Regions from separate parts of the Mus musculus genome. Here region 2 is linked to region 1. Evidence: chromatin loops called from intact Hi-C (ENCODE). Cell type or tissue: left cerebral cortex. All regions are shown on one strand. Links, peaks and the distances in the headings refer to the core of each region. The heading gives the core; the rest is flanking DNA.

Region 1 (10,461 bases), core at 1,466-9,465:
GGTAATCTTGGGTTCTATAAGAGAGAAGGCTGAGCAAGCCAGGGGAAGCAAGCCAGTAAAGAACATCCCTCCATGGCCTCTGCATCAGCTCCTGTTTCCTGACCTGCTTGAGTTCCAGTTCTGACTTCCTTTGATGATGAACAGCAGTATGGAAGTGTAAGCTAAATAAACCCTTTCCTCCCCAACTTGCTTCTTGGTCATGATGTTTGTCCAGGAATAGAAACCCTGACTAAGACAGTTTGGTTCAATCAAGCAAACATACATGTAGTATTATCTAATAAATGCTGAATTAAAAATAAATTATAAAGCTGGGTGTGGTGGCACTCGCCTTTAATCCCAGCACTTGGGAGGCAGAGGCAGGCAGATTTCTGAGTTCCAGGCCAGCCTGGTCCAGGACAGCCAGTGCTATACAGAGAAACCCTGTCTCGAAAAAAACAAACAAAACAAAACAATAAATAAATAAATAATAAGTCAGGCAGTGCTGGTGCACACCTTTAATCCCAATACTCGGGAGGTAGAGACAGGTGGATCTCTGAATTCAAAGTCAGCCTGGTCTATATAGTGAGTTCCAGACAGCCAAGGCTACACTAAGAAACAAAACAAAACCAAAATAAATAAATAATAATAAATAAAAGGCATTGAGGCATAAAGGGCTCACAGTATTAGCATTAGCTGGGATCTGACCTATCTAATTTTATCATATGCTGCAAGGAGAAAAGCTCAAACTAGTCCAAACTACTATAAAATCAGAGAAGAAAATGATTTGTTTACAATGAGAATGAACTTTCACACCACTTTAAGATTAATGGGATAAACGTATTTCTCCTTAGATACAACTTTAAGGGGAAATTATCATTTGGATTTCCTGAACATTGATTTAGCAAAAAGAACAGCTACGGCTGGCTGAATGGCAGCAATAGAGACGTGCTGGAAATAGATAACTCAGAACCAGGGAACTTATTCCTACCTGAGCTCAGGTGGACGGCACCGAATTCTGACCTTTTGAGCTTCATGCTTTGGTGACCTTTCTGTCCACCTGTCAGGACCATCATTCAGGGACACTGTACAATTTGCGACATTTTTATTAAGATTCTGTGATGTTCTTTAAAATAGTCTTAAAAATAGTCCCTTGTCTACCATTCAAGTTTGTAGCACTGTCTAATTCTTTTATGGCACACTGAAATGAGATGGCCCATCCCACTCACAGTTACTGAATAGTCGGGGGTTCACGAGGCAGTGTTCTTTTGACTATATGGGATGGGCAACGTGACTCAGAATGGGTGACATTTCTGGATCTAAAGGCTCCGTGTCACTGATTCCATGGGCGTGCTGCCCTTTGTTCTCAGTTGTCTGCTGTCCTGTGGTGGCTGCTGCTGGCTCTGGGTGTCCAGCCTCCCAATTCCAAGTCCAGCTAAAAGAGTTCTTTTTATCAGTACTACAGGAAAATCTTCCATGGTGAAGGATGGTTGGCATAGCTTGGCTTATGCCCTTCTTGGATGATTCGTGATGCCGAGGGAGACGGAGCGCATGCTTTGTTTAGACCTTGAAGATACTGCTGTTTCTGAGATCTGGCTTTTGCGTTTGGATGGAGAGTGACCGGAAACTGTGCAAAGTCCATGTACATAAAACCTCTGGAAATTACTGGACAGGCGACTTTCGTTTCCTCATCTCCGTGTCTTTGGGGGAATGTAGTGGTCAAGGTCCATTTATAAGACATATGGCCAAAGCTGATGGCATGGATGCTATGATGTGTAACTACTGCCCTCCAGGACCTCATTCTAAGAGAACACACATGTATTCAGATAACCTTAGCATGGAGTATGTAAGTATAATGGAATAATGTAGAGATGGGACTTATCTTCATTCAGTTCAGGGGACAGAGGACCCTGTTTTCTGAAAACAGAGGGAAGGCTTTGGGCTGTACACAGCCTTGAAGGGCAGGCAGGGTTTTGGTGGGTGTGGATATAGGATGGGGCAGCAGTTCCAGCCAATACTCGGGAATTTTTAAAAAGAGAAGGGAGCTGGTGGTAGTGGCACTTACCTATAACTCTGGGCACTCAGGAGGCCAAGTCGGGAGGATAAAAAGCTTGAGACCACACTGGAATATTTAGTGTGATGAGAAAAAGATTGTCTTGGCTTGTGTGGGAAGGAGGGGACAGTATAGCCATGTCAGTTTGAACAATGGCCATGTGGTAGCTTTGGGCAGCATAGAGGTGTGTTTGTGCTTATGTGTGTGCCTATGTGTGTATATGTGTGTGTGTCTGTGTATCTGTATATATGTGTGTGCTTATGTGTGTGTTTATGTCTATATGTATATGTATGTATGTGTGTATATATGTGTATGTGTGTGTTTTTTTAAAGATTTAATTATTTGTTATATATATATGTATATGTATATATACATATATATATATATATATGATGAGTACACTGTAGCTGTCTTCAGACACACCAGAAGAAGGCATCAGATCTCATTACGGATGGTTGTGAGCCACCATGTGGTTGCTGGGAATTGAATTCAGGACTTCTGGAAGAACAGTCAATGCTCTTAACCGCTGAGCCATCTCTCCAGCCCATGTGTGTTTGTTTGTGTGTATGTGTGTGTGAGGGCCCTCTGTGGTAGGGAGGCTGGCTGAGTTTCTAGAGCTCTGCCAATCTCTCAGAGTTTTTACTCAGCCCTTGAAGAGTAGCCCAGAATGCCTTCCAACATCTGGGTTTCTGAAGTGGTCCTGCAGAATTGGGATCCTTGAAAAGTGAACTACTGTGCTTTCTATCTTGGGCTAAGTCAGGCCCATGGTCAGCTCCATTTTCGTTTTCAGATTACTTAAAAACCCCAGATCTCCTCCAGACTAAGACTCTTTGCACTGTAGTGCCTTACCCTTGTGACCTGGGATGGAATAAGAGCCCAGAGGTCCATGCCCGTAGGTTGAGAAGAACAGAGCTGAGTGTACAGAAGAAAGCAGGAGTCTCCAATCCCCACCATCATTTCTGGATGGCTCTTTATGAAGAGATAGGTAGAAACCAAAAGGAGAGGATTTCTAGCTTTGTTTGGAAGAAGCCAGACTGCATGACACGGCAGCAAATCATCTCCCACTAACAGGCACAGTGAGAGACTGGGGGCCCGCCAAGTCTTCGTAGCACTGAGTGGGCTCACATTCCAGGTGAAGAAACACTTCAGTTTGATGGTTTTTTCCCACCAAGACATGGCTGTCCTGGAACTTACTCTGTTAGATCAGGCTGGCTTCAAACTTACAGAGATTTGCTTGCCTCTGCATCCCAAAGACTGGAATTAAAAGTGTGTGCAACCACCACCTGGCTGGTTTTAACTACAATGTTCAGGGCTTATTTATTTATTTACTCCTTGGCAACAGGGTCTGTGTTGTGTGGCACAGCCACTATTACTGAAAATGAGTATTCAGGCCTGGGCATGAGTGTTTATGTTCTCTGTACATTTAGGGAAGGAGTCGGAACTTTTAGAGGTGACGACAGTGGATGTTGCTGCTCCTTTTAATCAAAATAAGTAAATGATCAACTCCATTTAAAACTTCTGCAGCTCTATGGGAAATTGAAAAGGCAGAGCAGTCTGGTGGGGGAGGGGAGGAGAGCGAACAGGGACATGGGGTGGGTGGGGGTAGCAGCATCAGCATCATTTTCTTCTCAGTTTATCAGTATAGATGATAAACTCTTGCCTGAAGACAGACTAGGCTGAAGCATCTCGTTGGGGTGCACTCTGCAGCCCTCCCATAGCTCCCGGCCTGCCCCCTCCTTAACTGAGCTACAAGGAATCCTCCTCCTACAATAAGAATCCATGACGAGTCTGCACTTATCTAGAGCCCAGGTCCCCATGACTGGACTGCCTGGGCGTTGCCTAGGAGATAGGTTTGTGAAATCAGAGCTGACCTACTTTGTTGTCCCCGCCATTTTTTCACGGTCCAGCCTCGGGCTGCTTGCTTCAGGACTGGCAGACTCAATCTCTAGCTAACAAGCCTTAGGATTTTATTTAATTAATCACGTGGTCTAGACTAGCTTTCACCAGCTCTTTCTGCAGCCCAGGCGGGCTTTGAACCCGACCCTCCTGCCTCAGCCTCCCGCGTTCAGGGATCACAGGAGTGCACTAGGACAAGCTATGAATTTACAGGAGTCTGTGCTGCTGTTTGATTGGCGGGCTCCTCACCTGGGACATTAATCTTCCCTGACACATTTCCACCCCTTCCCGGGCAGGCAGTTTTCCTTCCTTGTGGCGTTTTGCTGGGTTTTCAATCCCCAGTCGGTCAGCAGAGTGTCTTACTCTTCCAGGGTGGCTTGGTGCAGAGCTCTTTCTGTTTCCTGGCTCTGCAGATGCGGCTTCTGGAATTTCTTGGCTTCCTGTCGCGCCAGCTCTTCCCTGCCTCTGGTTGAACACACTATTTCCGGGGGCAGTGCCCTGTGCTTTTGTAACCTTTTGGGTCGTCTGGCTTCAAGTTCCACAGGGGATCTTGCAGGTCGGCAGCGGAGCCCTGAAGCTAGAAAGTGCCTTAGTCATGTTTCCATTGTGGACTGCAGGGGACAAAGTTTTTAAAAATGGGCATTTGGAGGAACTTGCAAGGTTTCTCATGGCGTGTTCAAAGAACTACATTCCAGTATCCCACCTCCGGGTGCCAGCCCGCCTTTTAACGCTTTTCTCCTACCTAGCTGCTTTCTTTAGCTTTCTCTGTGCTTCACTCCGCCCGCCACCTCCTGGCCTTTGCATAAGCCGCTGCCTCCACAGACAGCCTCGCCCGTATCCTCCCCCACCCCCCCTCCGCCCTCTCCCCTCCTCGCCCCTCCCCCGTGTATGGCTGACACTGTTTCAGCCTATATCCATAGCACTCATGTGTACTCCAAAAGCATTCTAGATCCTTCTTTAACAGACTCAATCTCTCTTTTAAACCCCGACCCTGCCGTTTTTCTATTCTTATATTTTCTTCATTCTAAGAGCCATCATTTTTTTTTTTTGGTTACAATTATATCGAGAAATAGACCCCCCCATTTTAAGTGAACCATTTTGAGGCTTTTAATATTACCACAGAGTTGTAAAATCATCCCCACAATCAATTCTAGAATATTTGTATTGCCCTTCAAGGCAGCCTGGTACTGGTTAGCTCCTATACACTGATCTCCGATCTTCCCAGACGAATATCCATTAAACAAACTACTCTCTGTAGATGCATGCATTTAGAATTCTTCATGTAAGTGGAATCTTGGGGGGCTGGAGAAATGTCTTAGTGCTTAAGAGCACCAGCTGCTCTTCCAGAGGTCCTGAGTTCAATTCTCTGCAACCACCCTGAGCCACCCTTAATGAGATCTGACGCCCTCTTCTGGTGTGTCTGAAGACAGCTACAGTGTAATTACGTATAATAATAAATAAATCTGTGGGCTGGAGCAAGCAGGGACTGAGAGAGTTTGGCAGGAGCGAGCAGAGGTCCTAAATACAATTCCCAACAACCACATGGTGGCTCACAACCATCTGTAATGGGATCTGGTTCCCTCCTCTGATGTGCGTGAAAATGGAACAGTTGTATAATAAAATAAATAAGTAGATTTTTTTTCAATATATAAGTCTTTTATTCTCCCAAAAGAACCCAAATTGTTCTTGTGATCAGGATCTTGTTTCTGGAGCCAGGAACTGAGGCCTCCTCACTCGTCAGCCTGCTGCACAGTTCCCTTCTCAGACACATAGATGCCGTCCAAAAACTTCCTGATATCCTTGTTTTTAACTGTTGTGGCTTGCTGAATCAGGGCAGCTGAATTTGAAGCAAGTTCAATATCATTTCCTTCAAGGATTAACTCATCCTTCTGGGCTTGAGAGACAGAACAAGCAACACCTGTCCTCATCCAAACCCTGTGGATGTAGTTTTTCACCCAAGAAATTTCGGATTTCAACCAAAGAGCCATTCTCCTGGATGACGACGTTGATGGGGAAGTGAGCATACACAAACCACATTTTGTATCGGAAGCCCAGTGTGACACCTTTGATCATGTTCTGAACATGACTGCAGATGTTCCTGACGGTGGCCAGTTCCTTTCTGTTACCCCACCATTTGTCAACCCAGAGCCTTTTCTTTTTCTTCCCAAGAAGACTCAGCTCCACGTTGATGTGATTGAAGTCCCTCCGCAGAGTCCCCCTGGGGCCCTTCACAATGACTGTGCGCCCCTTCAGAGTGATTTCGACATTCTCTGGAATGTCCACAGTCTGATTGCTGCGAATGGTCTTCATCCTCACAGTAGATGGGGCAAAAAGAGCAAGTAGATCTTTTTTAAAAAATGATAAAATAAGTGGAATCATGTATGTATGACAAGTAGAGGCTGTGTTCTTTCACTTAGCACAAATGTTTTCAAGGTATCGTATACTTGTGTTGTAACATGTAGTTAGCAGGAGTCCATTCAAGAGCACCATTAAAAACATTTTAGCATCTGGGTTGTAAAGATGTATCTTCAAGTCATTGCCTTCCCGTAAATGGTGTCAGAAGCTGAGCCGTACAGATTAAGCAGTAACGCCCCATTCTTTCCTTCAGTTGGCCCCTTGCAGCCTGTGAGCTTGAACACACGTAGGACTTAGAAGACAGGAGCCTGAATGTGAAGCCCTGTGTCTGACCTCTCCTTTATCAGGGCCTACAGCTTTGTAAGCATAACGAAAAGCCAACCTCATGAGGGTCTGGACTCCCTTTATTCTCCTTAGCCCTTATCTTAGCTCTTATGGAATCCTTTCCACTGAGCTAACAATAGCTACCCAACAAATATTTACGTCAAGGTTCCCTCTTTGTCTCATAAGCGCTCACAGTGGGGGCTGGAGAGAGGGCGCTGTGATTAAGAGCACTGGCTGCTCTTCCAGAGGTCCTGAGTTCAATTCCCAGCAACCAAGTGGTGGCTCACAACCATCTGTAATGGGATCTGACACCCTCTTCTGGTGTGTCATCGAAAGGTCACAGTAAAGACAAGGCATTGAAGGGTAATTATTCCAGATGACCTGGCAGTATCATTTCTGAGGATGTTACCTCCAAAGAACTGAAAGATTGACACTCATATTTGTGAACTGATTTTCATAACAAAATTGTTCATAGTAGCAAAAAGTGGAAAACAACGCAAATGCTTGAAGAAGGGTGTTGGGCAAAGTGTATGATGCACATGCAATAGAATATTATTCAGCCTTCAGAAGGAGTGGCATTCTGACTCATGCTACAGTACAGAAGAAGCTTTGCTGTACAGTCTCTCCTCTGGGCCACAAGGCTGCCACCTTCAGGAGGTTGCTCTGTTCCCAAAAGATCATCCCAGCTGGGCTTGTTGCTGGAGAGAATCACGGGACTCTCACCTGAGTATCCAGTCATCTCTCCCAATCAGTCATATGTAATTCTTCCCTAATTGCACATGGCCCTGTGGTCTCAAGGAGTGGGTAGGTAGAGTATATAGGTAAGGAAGGAGTAGGGGAAGGTGCTCCAACCTCAGCCTTGGGGACATCATCATCGCTGTTGGGTGGCTTCTCTAATGTCACCCACACTCCCATCCAGGACCCCCCACCCATGCTCTGTAAATAACCCTAATAAACTCATTGCTTCCTCGGGGTGACGTTGGGTGGAACTGAACTTTGTCCTTGGGATCCTATGTGGAAGGTAGGTAGATAGATAGATGTTGCCTAGTCTCCCTCTCCCCCAAAAGGGTGAAAATTCTCACATCAAACTTGAAGACCCTTTATAAGGTGGTTCAAGTGGCCAAATGCTCAAAAGCATTGGAAGGGTGTCTTCGAGAGGCCACCTGAAGGGAACTGGATGGAGTTAGTGTTTAAGTACACAGTTTCAGCCTACAAGGTTAGAAGGTTCTAGAGATAAGAGGTGCTGATACCGATGTGTAACAAGGTGAATACGTCTGATGCCACCAAGCTGTGCAGTCATCTCTTTGTGCAAAGTGTCGGGGCTGGGATTTCCAATATATTTCAGTAGGTAGAATACCTGCTTAGCATGCACAAAGCTCTACATTTGATCCTCAGCACCAACTAAAACTGGGCATGGTTTCACACCTCTAATCCTGGCACTAGGTAGGTGCAGACAGAAGGATCAGAGATTCAAGGTAAATTCAAGGCCAGCCTGGGCTACATAAGACCCTGACTTTAAAGGAAAAAAAGTGAATATTTTCCTGTAATACTTAGACTAACCCTACACTCCTAGACTTATGCTATTTTCCTGCCTCAGCCTCCTGAGTAACTGGGACTGAACCACAGAAACATTCAACTTGCCAAGATATATAGTACAATTAAAAACGGTTAACATGACAAATTAGAGATACAAATCTCTCTCTCTCTCTCTCTCTCTCTCTCTCTCTCACACACACACACACACACACACACACAGAGAGAGAGAGAGAGAGAGAGAGAGAGAGAGAGAGAGAGAGATTGACTGTAGAGACAAAGGTAGCCAAGAGGCTCTTAGAGTAGAGGCACCTTCTTGGGACTTTTGTGTCTGCTCCTGTTCGGTGGCTGGTATAGCCTTTGCATCCCTCCTGGTCCTTATCAGGTCTCCCTCTGTATCCTCCCTTCTGTATCCTCTTATACTGGGCTGTGTAAGATCCTGGAGGCAGGGGAGATGTGGTGTGGTGGCTTGTTGCTGAGGGCTGTAAGCTAGGCAGGCTGCCAAGGTCTGGGCAGGACAAAGTGTAGGCAGTCGAGGGCTCTGGAATAGGGGCCTGGAGAATCCATAACTGTCTAGGTGACAGAGATGAAGAGAGATGGTGAGACTTGAGAACACTTTAGGCTGCATACCGTGGAACCCAGTGACCCCCGGGAGCACCATGAGTTTGCTGCACCCACGGAGGCCCCAGGTTTCTGGATTGGAGGACTAGCTGCATGGGAGGAGACGTGGGCCGGGGGAGGATGAATGTGCTTGCAGGGAGATGATGAATTCCACTTCTTATTTTCAGATCTGCTGAGTCGAAGGGACTTGCCATATAGCTAAGCAGCCAGCTACTCGAAGGAAAATATCAGCTTCAGTTTTATTCAAAGCCTCCGAAGGAGTCACTAGGAAAGCAGACTGACATTTTTTTTCCTCCCTCTCTCTCAAAAGACTTGTTCTTCAGCCTTCCAAAGAGTGTATAGGACCAGATGTGCCACTTGCGTAATGCTGGCGGCTCTCTGTGCGCGGCCCACTTCCTGTTTATTTTCATCAAGGGACCCACGCTCTGCTCCTTCCTCTCGGTTCTTATTTGGGAATTCACTGATTGGGACCCAGAACCACTTACTTGGTCTCCCTGGTAGGAAGCCAAGCTGTCATCTTCGAGGCTTAAAGTAAAGAATAATATACTTGATTTGTAGAGCAGAGGTTCTCAGCTTGTGGGTTGTGTCCACTTTGGGGGTAGACGGACTCTTTCGCAGTAGTTGCATATTCCACGTATTGGATATTTATAATCCAATTCACAACAGTAGCAAAATTACAGTTATGAAGTAGCAAATAAAATAATTTTGTGATCAGGGATCACCTCAACATGAGGAACTGTACTAAGGGTCCCAGCATTAAAAGGGATAAGAACCATTGTTGTGGAGAGTTATAAAATACACCCCAGCCTTCCTGTGGCTGGGATGGCCGCTTGGTTTTGAAGCTTTGACTTACCTTCAGAAGGCTTGTCACAGAAGAAATACATCATTGATTTGCTCTGTTTTTAGATGGCTTGGTTCGCTCCCATTCTAAATCTACTCTCTCCGCTGCTGCATTTTTAAGACGTTACTTGGCAGGGTCTGGTTTAGCTTTATCAGCTGGTCTGCCTCTCTATCCCAGCTCCCTGAGGCTGGAGGACATACCCCTACGGCCTTCCTCCTTCTGCCTGAACTGGGGCAGTCTCTCTCCACAGGCCGCTGTTTTCCTTCCTCTTGGGAAATGCAGTGGACAGGAGACTGGAGGGTTAGGACTTTGGAATTTGGTGGCAACCCATTGCTTCTCAGGTCTGTGACAACAGAACCTTAATGGTTGTTTGCTTGTTGTGCGCTGTTGTAATAGATCATGTTTTTCTACATTTGTTCCCATCTTCTCCCGGGACTTAGTTTCTTCATCTGTGAAATGGGGACAGTGTAATACTCCATGTGTCTTTCCCACTTCACACACTCCTAAAGATCCTGACCGACACACAGATAGTCCCTGGGAAGCCTTATTAAGATGGGTGTGATTAAAGTGATATGCCTATTTTTTGAATCTGTTCCATATCTATGGCTTTTCTTAGAGAGTACTTACCAATCCCTATTTTGACAATCTGGGAGAATAATAATTATAATAACGCTATCATTTTTTCAAGTTCAAAACAAGAATTTATTCTTTATTTTTTTTCCTTAAAAAAATGTACCAGGTACAATTTTCCCATTCTTTTTGTTTGTTTGTTTTGTTTTTCAAGTTTCAGCAAATGCTTGTTCCCCTGAGCCAAGCCCCAAGTGTTAATTGCTGAGGCTGGGTCAGAGTCTTAAGTGGGGGC
Region 2 (10,461 bases), core at 817-8,816, 130 kb before region 1:
AGGATCTCCTCAGTGTGGACTGGTGGAAACTGGGGGGTGGGAGAGGGGGTGAGGGGGCACAGTCAGGCATTGGAGTTGAGAGGCTCGTCTGTCTTAGATGACAGTGCTGACCATTAACACAACTTTGAGCACATCTCCTGAGCATTAGAGATCAACTGAGAAGCTTTTCCTCCCTGAGAGACAGAAGTCATCTGCGGTCAGTCAATTATAGTATCCTAGCTATGATTCTCCAAGTCGGGAAGTCGAACATGGAAAGCATGAGAGACAAGATTGCTGGTACTCCGGCTATGGCTGTCACCAGCGGACTTGGTATTCTAATACTGAATGTGGATGAAGAAACAAACCTCTCTCTCTCTCTCTCTCTCTCTCTCTCTCTCTCTGTGTGTGTGTGTGTGTGTGTGTGTGTATGTGTGTGTGTGTGTTTATGTGTGTATGTGTGTGCACAAGCGCATTCATACACATGCGTATATGGTTGTGTATAATGTTTGTTTGGGGATATATAATTACATGCATGTTAATGCGTATGGAGGCCTGGGGTCTGTTTTGATTGGCTTCCTTAATCAGTCCCCACATTATTTTTTGAGACAGTGTTTCTCACTAAACCTGGAGTTTAAATAGGCTGGGCTTTGGACAAATGAACTTCAGGGATCCAGCTGTCTCTGGGCCCAGCACTACTGTTAAGCAGCCCACATCACCACAGCTGGCTTTTTTATGTCCTGCTGAGATTCTGAACTCAGGACCTCATGCTATTCCCCAGCCTCGCAGTTTTGTTTTTCTAAGTAAAAGAAAGGAAAGGCTGTGTATGATAACTTAGTCAATGATTTTAAAAGACTTTTTAATTCTATTTTTTTTCTATTGTGGGGTCATGAGTATGACTTAACAACCAAAGCTGGTCCATTCTCAAATTCCTATGGTTACTACATGGGCAAGACATGTGACTCTGCCAACACTAGGGCTGGCAGATTTTAATTGGTCTGTGAATACTAGACTACATGGCAGCTCTGATTTTCTGAAATAAAGCAAAAAAAACTCAACCCCTTGCCTGTGTGGTGGCAGCTGCAGGTTTGAAGTCAATGGGACAGGGAACAGATGTCCATTCTATGAATAGTTTCCTTGAAACCTGCCAACAGTAAATACAAGACTAGAGAGCAAGCACTTAGCCTTGAGTGGAACAACATGGGCCACAGCTTCCCTCACACACAGGCCTCACACACAGGCCTCACACACAGGCCCAGTGGGCAACTGTCCTGGAGGATGAGGGAGCCTTCCAATAGTGCCGGACTTCCAGCCCCAGACCTGTGTCTGCCCCTTCCTCTCAGATACCTCAAAAGTTCAGACCATAGGTATTTTTAGGGTGTTTACCACATCCGCCGAGTTGTGGGGGAGGAGCATGTGAAGCCAGCCCTGGATTATATTTAGAAATGTTTCCATAGCAGCTGCGTGGTGGCTACTGGGCACTAGGCTTGGAGAAGCCGTCACACCAGCCTTTCACTTCTGTTCTGTCATGCATGTGAATGGTCATGCAGCAGAGAAAAGGCTGGGAAAGACCCAAGCCTATGCTCCTCCCACTGCCAATCACAATTCTAACTTTTGGAGAAAGGCAGGGATTGATGCTATGGATCCTGACTTGCTGGATTTCCAAATAACCAACATCCACCCGAAAACCAATCCCAGGAAGGCATCACTTCATAATTATAGCTCTCATCCCAGAGCCCAAAGCTCGGCATCTCACCGTTACCCAAAACACGAGAAGCCACCCACACACCCACCGGGTATATTTATACCCATTGAAAACCACACACAAAATGTCAGGCCATAAAACATTTTTGGTCTTACAATTTTTGAAATTTAACCTTGTGTGCTTTTTCCTTAGATTGTCTTATGAAATAGCTAAGATTTTTAAATATGTCTTTGAATTTTATAATTTAAGCCAAATTCTTCCCAGGGTTTTGGGTTTTTTTGTTGTTGTTGTTTTGTTTTGTTTTTTTAAAGGGCAGCAGCTCTCTTTGTGTGGTGGACAAAGAGGAAACAGGAAGTTCTTCGCCCAGCTTAAGAACTGGAGGGCTGGAGAGATGGCTCAGTGGTTAAAAGCACTGACTGCTCTTCCAAAGGTCCTGAGTTCAAATCCCAGCAACCATGTGGTAGCTCACAACCATCTGTAATGAGATCTGATGCCCTCTTCTGGGGTGTCTGAAGAGAGCTACAGTATACTTATATACATAACATAAATAAACCTTTTCAAAAAAAAAAAAAACCTGAAACAGCAGAGGGACCGAAGGACCAACTGAGAAGCTTACCTGGTGACTCCTACAACAACTGAAATGAATAAAGTCCCTCTTCCCCACCCTGCGTGACACGCACCTTAGAACTCACTATCTGAGAAATGCATAGTCTAGAGGGCCAAGTTTCAAAGAGCTGCCTCTCTTCCCATATCACCAACACTACCGCACATCTGGAAATGACTCCCACACTACCGCACATCTGGAAATGACTCCCAGATTTCATCTGCACGACTCAGTTGATAGCCTGACTACTTCTCTTACATTTCCCTATCTGTACTGCACACTGGTATGACTCCACAGTCCTGCCATCTCGTCCCTAACTCACGCTTCCCCAGTTTCCTGTTTCTGTTAGAGGGATTTCCCTGCCATGAAGACCTCTGTTCCCACCTCAATTCTGAGGTCTTACCAACGCTACCCACTTCCTCTCTTGCAGCCCCAGCCCCTCCCCCACCCCATCCCACCTTCTGGGCCTTGATTCTACCCGCTTCTTCTCAACCCTGATGCTGGGCAGGTCTCAGTACCCAGGGATTCTCTCCAAACTCCCTGCCATCTCAAAGCTGTTCAAATTTCCATGCTTCCTGGATCTTCTACTTCTGACCCAGAAGCAAGTGACACCTCGATGAGTCACCGTCCGAGCCTGAGACATGCTTAAGTGTCATCCTGCTAGACAAGGGTGATTCCCATTTCCTGTAAGGTCCTTGTATCCAATGACTATACCTTACAGCCTCCACCAAAACATTACTACCTAATTTATCTTTATTACAAAATCTTGGGGAATCCTGAATAAACATCTCCCTTTCCAATAGAAAGAAACCTCTGATAGTCTCTGATCATCACGACTAACAGTTCATGGTGGCTAATGTTCTGGAAGAGCCCTAAACAAAAGCAAAGTGAAGCTATTTTCTTAACTGCGTGAAGTAGTTAAACTTATAAATGAGGAAACGGAGGCACAGAAGTCTGTCATTTACCTAAAGCTGCAGAGTTACTGAAGCTGAGGGGCAGAAACTTGAAGACAAGGAGTCAACATGTAGAGAAAAAAAACCATGTACTTAGCCTGCGCTAGTGTGGGATGGTCTATGATGCTGCCAGGTAGCCCTGGACACTGTAACGGTTCAGCTACTATAGACATCCAATATGTTGAGACCCCCCCCCCAAAAAAAAAATCTCTAAAACACTAGTTCTTAGGCAACCATAAAGGGCAGACATTGAGACTCAGAATGGGCAATGTTCTCCCGGTATATTTTCACTGTCCTGGCAATGGCAATGCATTTTGATTTCTACAGTTATGGCACATGAAGCCTGTAATAGAAGGCTTAGTTTTAACCATTTTGGAAATAAAAGTAGCAACATGAAGCCACTAAGTAAGTGACCAGAAGACCTTAATTGTGTAATGCCCCCCTTGCTAATCTGTCTGCTGAAGGTTTCTTACTGAACCAATCCCACAGCCCACTGCATCACGAATGGAGTTGGGACTGAACTTGATGATACGGAACAGCCAGGTTTAATCTGTTTCATTTTTCTCTTTTCAGAACGTGTCTTCTTGGGGAGAATAACCTATTCCCCTAAAAAGCCTACTAAAAATCACTAAAGTAGAAGGGTGTTGTTTCTGTTATTCATTGTTAAACCTTGTTTCCAACCCAAGAAGTTTTTCAATGTAGCAGTAAAGACAGGTCATACAAAATATGATACTGTTGAAGATAAAAGTGACACATACCATCTTAACAGAGGGACATGGGAAAGGGGGAAGTAGCTTTTGGCTGTTGAAATTTGGGGCACCACTGGAGCTCCCCTGGATACATTAATGAAACAAGGGTGCAGCTTGCAGGGCTACTCCTTGGTGAAAGCTACCTGTGTCCAAGAAGTCTCTTGGCAATGAATGTACATCCTTAAGTTCATAATCTGAAAGTTTTTAGAAGATGCTCAGCTGACTTCATTATGGAGATAATTATAAGACAGCTTATATAAGAATGTGTGTCAACACCCAGTTCTAAATGCCTCTTTAATCTGTGTTCCACAGGTCACTGTTGTACTTAAGCAGAGTAGGCTGACAGAAAGCCCAGAGCAGACAGACAGGGGTTTGAATCCCTGCTTTGTTTCCTACTTGCTTTCTGTCTTTGTTCAGTCACCAATAAAAATGCAGTGCTTGGCAGGGCTGCAGTTAATGGTCCTCAGGAAACATGAGTTTCCTTTCCCCGAGTGAGGCGGGAGGAAGGGACAGCTCCAATTGTAAAACCTGAAATAAATTAGTTCCGTGACTGCTGCGAGACACTGCAGGGGAAACTGATCCGCAACGCAAAACAATAAATTAAAACCCACTCTGAGAAAGGCAGAGTGGACAGACAGAAGAAGGCAGGAGAGAGCCTGAGGGTTCCGGCATGGAGGACAATCCACCTTCAGAGGGTAAGCTCAGTTAGAGTTGGAGGAACACAGTGAATGCAAAATCAACCGTTCACAGCATCAGCAGCCTCCAAGGCTGAAAACCATTGCACACTCCCCACCCTCACTCTGGCTGCTATTTTAATCCATGCCAGACTCTCGAAATTAACAAGCTAGATGCACCCAGATGGACTCTATTCTCCACAGTCCAAGTGATACCCACTTATTTCACTTTAAAACCCAAACTGTTCTGCATCAGATGTGGTTAGTAAAGTAGCCTATACCCTCTGATCCTTATCAAGGGGCGGAAGGAAGAGAGTAGGTTGCCATGGTGATGTTTTGTTATCATTAAAACAAATTATGAAAGCAAGATAATTTTTACCTTTCAGGTCAAGAAGGTTTCTATTTGACATATAATTTACATGTGCAGATGAGTGTTGGAGATTTTGTGTACCAGATGCAGTTACTACATTCTTGCCATAGCTTCAGTTTGTGCACAGTAAATCATAGTGATCCAAGATGTTTAATCCTGCAGCTTAATTTTTTTCTTCTGTAAAGTGACATGATTTAGTCAAAGACTCCCTCAAGCCCTAAGTCAAGCCTCTGGTCCTTTCGCCAATTCTAAGGTTTCTTTTGTCTGGAAATCAGAGATGCCTAAGTCCACAGCTGTTACTTGCTTAAGAAATGGCAACACAGGAGACACTCCAGGTAGACGGTTCTGATTGCCAGGTCAAGACAGCTTCTTTATAAGAGACGGCAGTTGGAGAGTCTATCCAGCATCCTGAGAAACTACAACCGATAGAGATTGTGTGTGTGTGTGTGTGTGTGTGTGTGTGCTGAACTTTTCATTTCTGCTTTTCCTGCAATGATTATCACTTAGCCACAAGTTGTATAGTTAGATCCCAGGCATGGTGGAGGCAGAGGGAAGAAGGTTAAGGAGGGGAGAGGGGAAGGAGGAGGAGGGGGATAGGAGGAGGAGGAAGAGGGAGAAAAGAGGGAAGAATGGAGAGAAGGGGTCGAGAATGTTCCCTCCCAATTCTTCACAATTGTCCTACCGCAACTGTCCATTGTTCTAAGTTTCCTGCATCTGCAGTCTTTCACAAAAGTTTTGAAAAGGACCCCAGTAGCTCATGTGTTGTCAGGGATCACAGTGAATCTTACTGAGGTTTGTATTCACCTTGCGCCATTTACAGTGAGGAGTAATGTGTGCTAAGCACTAAGCGAAAAGTACAAAGCTCCCACCCTGTGGAATGTGTCAGGCAAGCAGAAGCCAGCTGAACAGCCACAAAGGTACAATAAGTCCTACAGTGTGCACAGCCATTGCTAAGAGCCAAGGATCTGCTGGTGAGAAAACGGCACCTGGAACTGTAGAGTAGCGCTGGAGGAGCCAGAACCCAAGGTCAGTCACAAAGTTGGAAATAATGGATGCTTTGCAACTTTGTAACTCACATAATTACTCAGACTTCAAGTAAACTCACCAGCCTACCTACCATATGCAGAACCCGGTACAAGTAGCCAAGCATTTCTGAACGCTAATCAAGCCGATAGCTCTAAAGGAGTCAAATACAGGCTGTATACTTCAGGCTAGCCAGTAAAAACCGGGCGTCTCAATGAATGAGGCCCAGGGGCACCCATAGGTCAGCACAGATGGAAAGAGTAGGCTTGTAGGGCACAAGCAACGTAGCTGGTCTCTCCTCCCTGGGAAGCCATTCCTGTTGGGAAGAGGAGAGGTGCTTTTCATTTTAGGGCGTTTCTGTTGAACTTCCTGTCTCAGCCGTACAGATGAGACCAGGCTGAAGAGAAAATGCAGATTTCCATGCAAAAATCTGACTAAGCCATCTCCCAGTACCTGAAGAAATCCTGACCTCACAAACTACTTCCCAAGTATTCTAATTGATCATTTCTGTAAACACATACCCTTCCCAACTATAATCTAGAGAGAACTGAATTGGTCTCAGACTCTCTTAAAAAACTAAGATGGGTGTGAAGATGGGAACTGCCTGCCCTCAGTTCCCAAATGAAAGGGAAAGCAGAAGAATTTGAATTATGGACCCAAACCACAACTATGAAGCCCACACGGAATCCTTTCAGGATGAGGTACTGCTGGGGTGACTTTCAAACTCTGAAACCTCTCAAGCATTTCATTACCAGTGAGGGTCACATTCTTTAAGGATGATTTGAACAACATTTGCAAGTCTGCTTGTCATCTATACCATGAAATCCAAAAGATGGAGCCAAGAAAATCCCCAGGGAAACTGTTCCTCGCACACAGCGGAACAGAGCCAGAGAGAACAGGGGGAGTTGGGAAGATAATGATGTTGGTTTGTCTTCCTAGCCAGCTAGAGCTGGGACTGAGAAAGGGGGTGTCCAGGGCCAGCTCCCAGGTCACAGAGCAGGCGGATCAGGAGTAAATAGCCCCAGGGGCACCCTTAGAAATCTCTGACCAACGGCTCCAATTCCAAGTGCTGCCTCTAAGTAACTTTTTCCTTTAAAATTTTTCCAGGAAAGGAACTAAATATGTTTTTCTAGATCTTGGGGGTGGGAGGGGATGCATCTAATAAAATCTGTCCCTATGCTATAGGTCTTGCAGAGAAAAACAAAGAGTCCACACTCAGACCCTTTCAAAACTCCCCCTATTCTCTGACTTGGTCATTGGGGGTTTCTTGAGTGTTCCCTACCAAGTTAGCGTTTCCCCTCTGTGACCAGATGTCATACCTCCAGCATTACTGCCCCACCATGCCTTGCTTTTTGCCAACTCTTCCTATCTTGCTTTCTCACTGACATCAGGTACTGCCAACCTGCCAGCTAGTTCCTATTTCTACACCTGGAAAGCCAAGCACTTGCAGGCGTCGCCTTTCCCTAACCCTCTCCAGCTACACAGCACCAAAGCCTGTCTCTAGTGCAGCAGCTCTCAGATAAGAACTTGGGTACCACCGGCCTCCTTCTACAGCACAGGGCCAGGGGAGCAGGAGGCAGAGCTTTTCGAGACCCAACACCATGAGCCGTGGCTCACCTTTCACCACCAGACTGGTCGCTGGTAAAGCCATCTCTCAGGGCCTGAGGACACCACACTGGTCTCCAGCTCATTCTGTCTTCTGTACAGCCTACCTTCCGATAAAAGGATGAATTCTCACCTTTCCTAAGACCCAGCTGCTTTGGCTGGGGCTACCTAGCATTTTATCTTCGTTGCATCCAAAATTACATTTTTTTTCAGATGTCAATTAGAAAAAAACACTGCTGAAGTGTACTGAGCCCCAGCTGTGGCTCCCTACCCACCCGGCCCCCACCCCAAGATTCGAGGCAGGAAAGCATTAATAAAATACCCTGTGGGCAAATGACCGCCAAGTGTGATGACCCAAAAAAACATACAAGTGGGAGCAAAATTTTCCTTACAGACATCATGTTTTTCAAAAAGTCTGTTTAAACTCAAGAGGCCCAAGCTAACTGGAAGCCAAGACTTAACAACAACAAAAGGCCATTTCTTACATTTCCAGAGACCACAGCCTTTCTGCTGGAGTCTGAGTGACTAACACCCGCCCACAGGAGCCTCACAAATCCTCAAAGTGCTGACCAGAGCAAAGTCCCGTGTTTGGGAATGACAGGGTCCATGTGTGCATTCCAGGAATGCTTACACATTTTATAGTGCTCAGAGGAAGAAGGGCGGGAGGGAAGCGGTGAGACAAAGAGGCAAGAAGTCTCACAAGGGGCTTAGCAGCAGATGCTACAGTTGTCCCAACCCCCATCAGTCACCTCAAAGCTAATGCACAAAACACAGACACATAACATCATGTCAGACCTCTCAGGCTCCAAACTACCCAGCTCTAAGACTTACCAGGTCTCTGCCACACAACTGCCACATAACCTCTCACAGGGATCACACTGGTCCTTCCTGCCCTGCCTTATGACAGACTTAGACAAGTTTTTGAAAACCACGGGTGAGTTCACCATCAAGAGAGCTACGAAGCTGGAGTCAGCCCAGAGTCGTCCCCTCAGATTTTTACACACCACTCTATTCTCCATGTTCATGAATCCATTCCCCGGAACTTCCTGTCTTCAAAAACACTGTGGCTTAGGGCATATATTTTATTCACTGAATTACTTAATCAGCAAATAAGAAAGCATGGATGGGCTACTTCCTTCCCTGGGCCACCATTTCTATCACCGGACATAAATTAGGACTTCCTTTTTCTAAGATTCCATTTACTTCTGTCCCTTTCTGAAAAGGCGGTGGGGGGGGGGCTTTTATGATGAACATAGACTGGCAGTCTCTCAGAGACAGGAGGAAACACATGAAGCCAACTCTAAAAAAGTTGGGGGGCAAGGGGAGTACCAGGGTTGTCTTCAGTCACAACCTGGCCATTTTCTCCTCCCAAGGTAATTCAGTTCCTTAAGCAAAGCTGACCTAGTGTCATCTCTGACATACTCGTAGCACCTGAAAACCATATCCCTAAATACCTCAGGGTATAATAACTATGCTCTTAAAAAACAAACAAACAAATTAACATATGACCTTATTCAACAAGTAGCATGCAATAACCCGTCCAAATTCACAAGCTCTTCTAAGAGTTTTCATGGGGTCTGAGCCTCAGCTCTGGATGGAACACTACCAGGATAGAACAGAGGTTGTCCGCAGAAATTTGGGGTGTGTATGCATTCTTATAACCACATAACACATTATCAGAAGACTAGAAGCCTGGGATGCCCTCATTTAGTTTCCTAAGTCATGACCCGGGGGTCATAGGGCTGGAGTCTCTGCTCAGGAGAACACACAAGGCTGGCAGCACAGGCTGGCTGAGCTGAGGTATGCCCAGAGATTCTAGGGCAAAGTCTACCAACAAGCATTCTGGTGGTTGAAAGATTCGGTTCCTTGAAGTTATGAGCCTCTCCTTGGTGGCTGCCAGAGGCTAAGCTTAGCTCCAAAGGTCATGACAGTGCCCAGCCATGAACTTACCCACCCACTTCAGAGCCAGCAATGGAGAGTCTCCCTGAGTGCCTCTCTCATTTGGGGTACCCCCTTCATCGGAAGAGCACAGTCCCTTATAAAAAACAGCCTGGCCACATCAAGTCCATTCAGGGTAGTCCTCACTTTTAACTGAACGGCTTTATAACTTAACCTGCTCCCAGGAATAGAAAACCCACCGTGGTGACCAGTCCTGGGAGACAAATCAGGTGTGTATATACCAGGCAGCTGGGGTTGTGGGTCATCACAGGATTCTGTCATCCTGACAATGAATCCAGATTGGATATAATCAAGAATATTATTCCCTCAACTCAAAAAAGAATAGAACTACATTTCTGGGGAGAGAACAGAAATTAGTAATGGCATAGCAAACTAGATTGCCCCAGGTCCGCATGGTGTTCCCCTCTTGTTTATACTGAATTGTGACAGTCCCACGAGGCCAGTGACTGCCTATCTGGAGTCTTTCTACTTGTGGGAGATTGCAAACATATAGGCGCTGGTTATGCGACAGGAACTCTAGGGATGAAATGAGAACTCAGAAGACAAGTCAGCGAGATAAAAGGATGACTTCCAAGTGTCTCATGGCAAAATCTAGTGCCAAAGGAGGTCAGCTGTGATCAGAGTCTCACGGAGAAAAAGAGTGCTTGCAGAAAATGCCTGGAGATTAGAGGAGAGGAAGGCACTGAATTGAACCGGGAAGGCAGCGAGAAAAGAAGGAACTCCAAAGGCACAGGAAGAAAGGGCAGAAAAAAGGAGAACCACCATAAGCCAAACCCTGGGGCTAGAGAGCAGCTTCACAGCTAAGCCTGCTAAATGCTTCCTGGAATAAAGAAAGCATCATGA

The links. Peaks named below come from ENCODE experiments on the same cell type or tissue, not always from the same donor. Only the 100,000 strongest peaks of a DNase experiment are listed, where the experiment ranks them.
Region 2: a loop joins it to region 1, with 2.7 times the contacts of the local background. A loop is called at or near these places in 2 of 42 quality-filtered maps.

Annotation. Positions count from the first base shown.
Region 1 is chr5:92,999,604-93,010,064 of GRCm38, reverse strand. Gm36764 (a long non-coding RNA gene) reads left to right here and starts at 998. Exons shown (of 3, transcript XR_880434.2): 1 at 998-1,822. It also overlaps the pseudogene Gm6450. In left cerebral cortex, for the core only: CTCF peaks have their summits at 5,346 (motif pointing left) and 7,263 (motif pointing left); DNase peaks (open chromatin) are centred at 7,199, 8,083, 8,927, 9,104 and 5 more places; H3K4me3 peaks cover 695 bases; H3K27ac peaks cover 6,185 bases.
Region 2 is chr5:93,128,006-93,138,466 of GRCm38, reverse strand. All of the region lies in intron 1 of Septin11 (septin 11), which reads right to left. Among named protein-coding and RNA genes, the nearest start is that of Septin11, 40 kb to the right of the region's middle. RefSeq lists an enhancer at 2,741-7,390. In left cerebral cortex, for the core only: no CTCF peak of the experiment used is centred there; DNase peaks (open chromatin) are centred at 4,455, 4,784, 6,933, 8,217 and 5 more places; H3K4me3 peaks cover 460 bases; H3K27ac peaks cover 3,315 bases.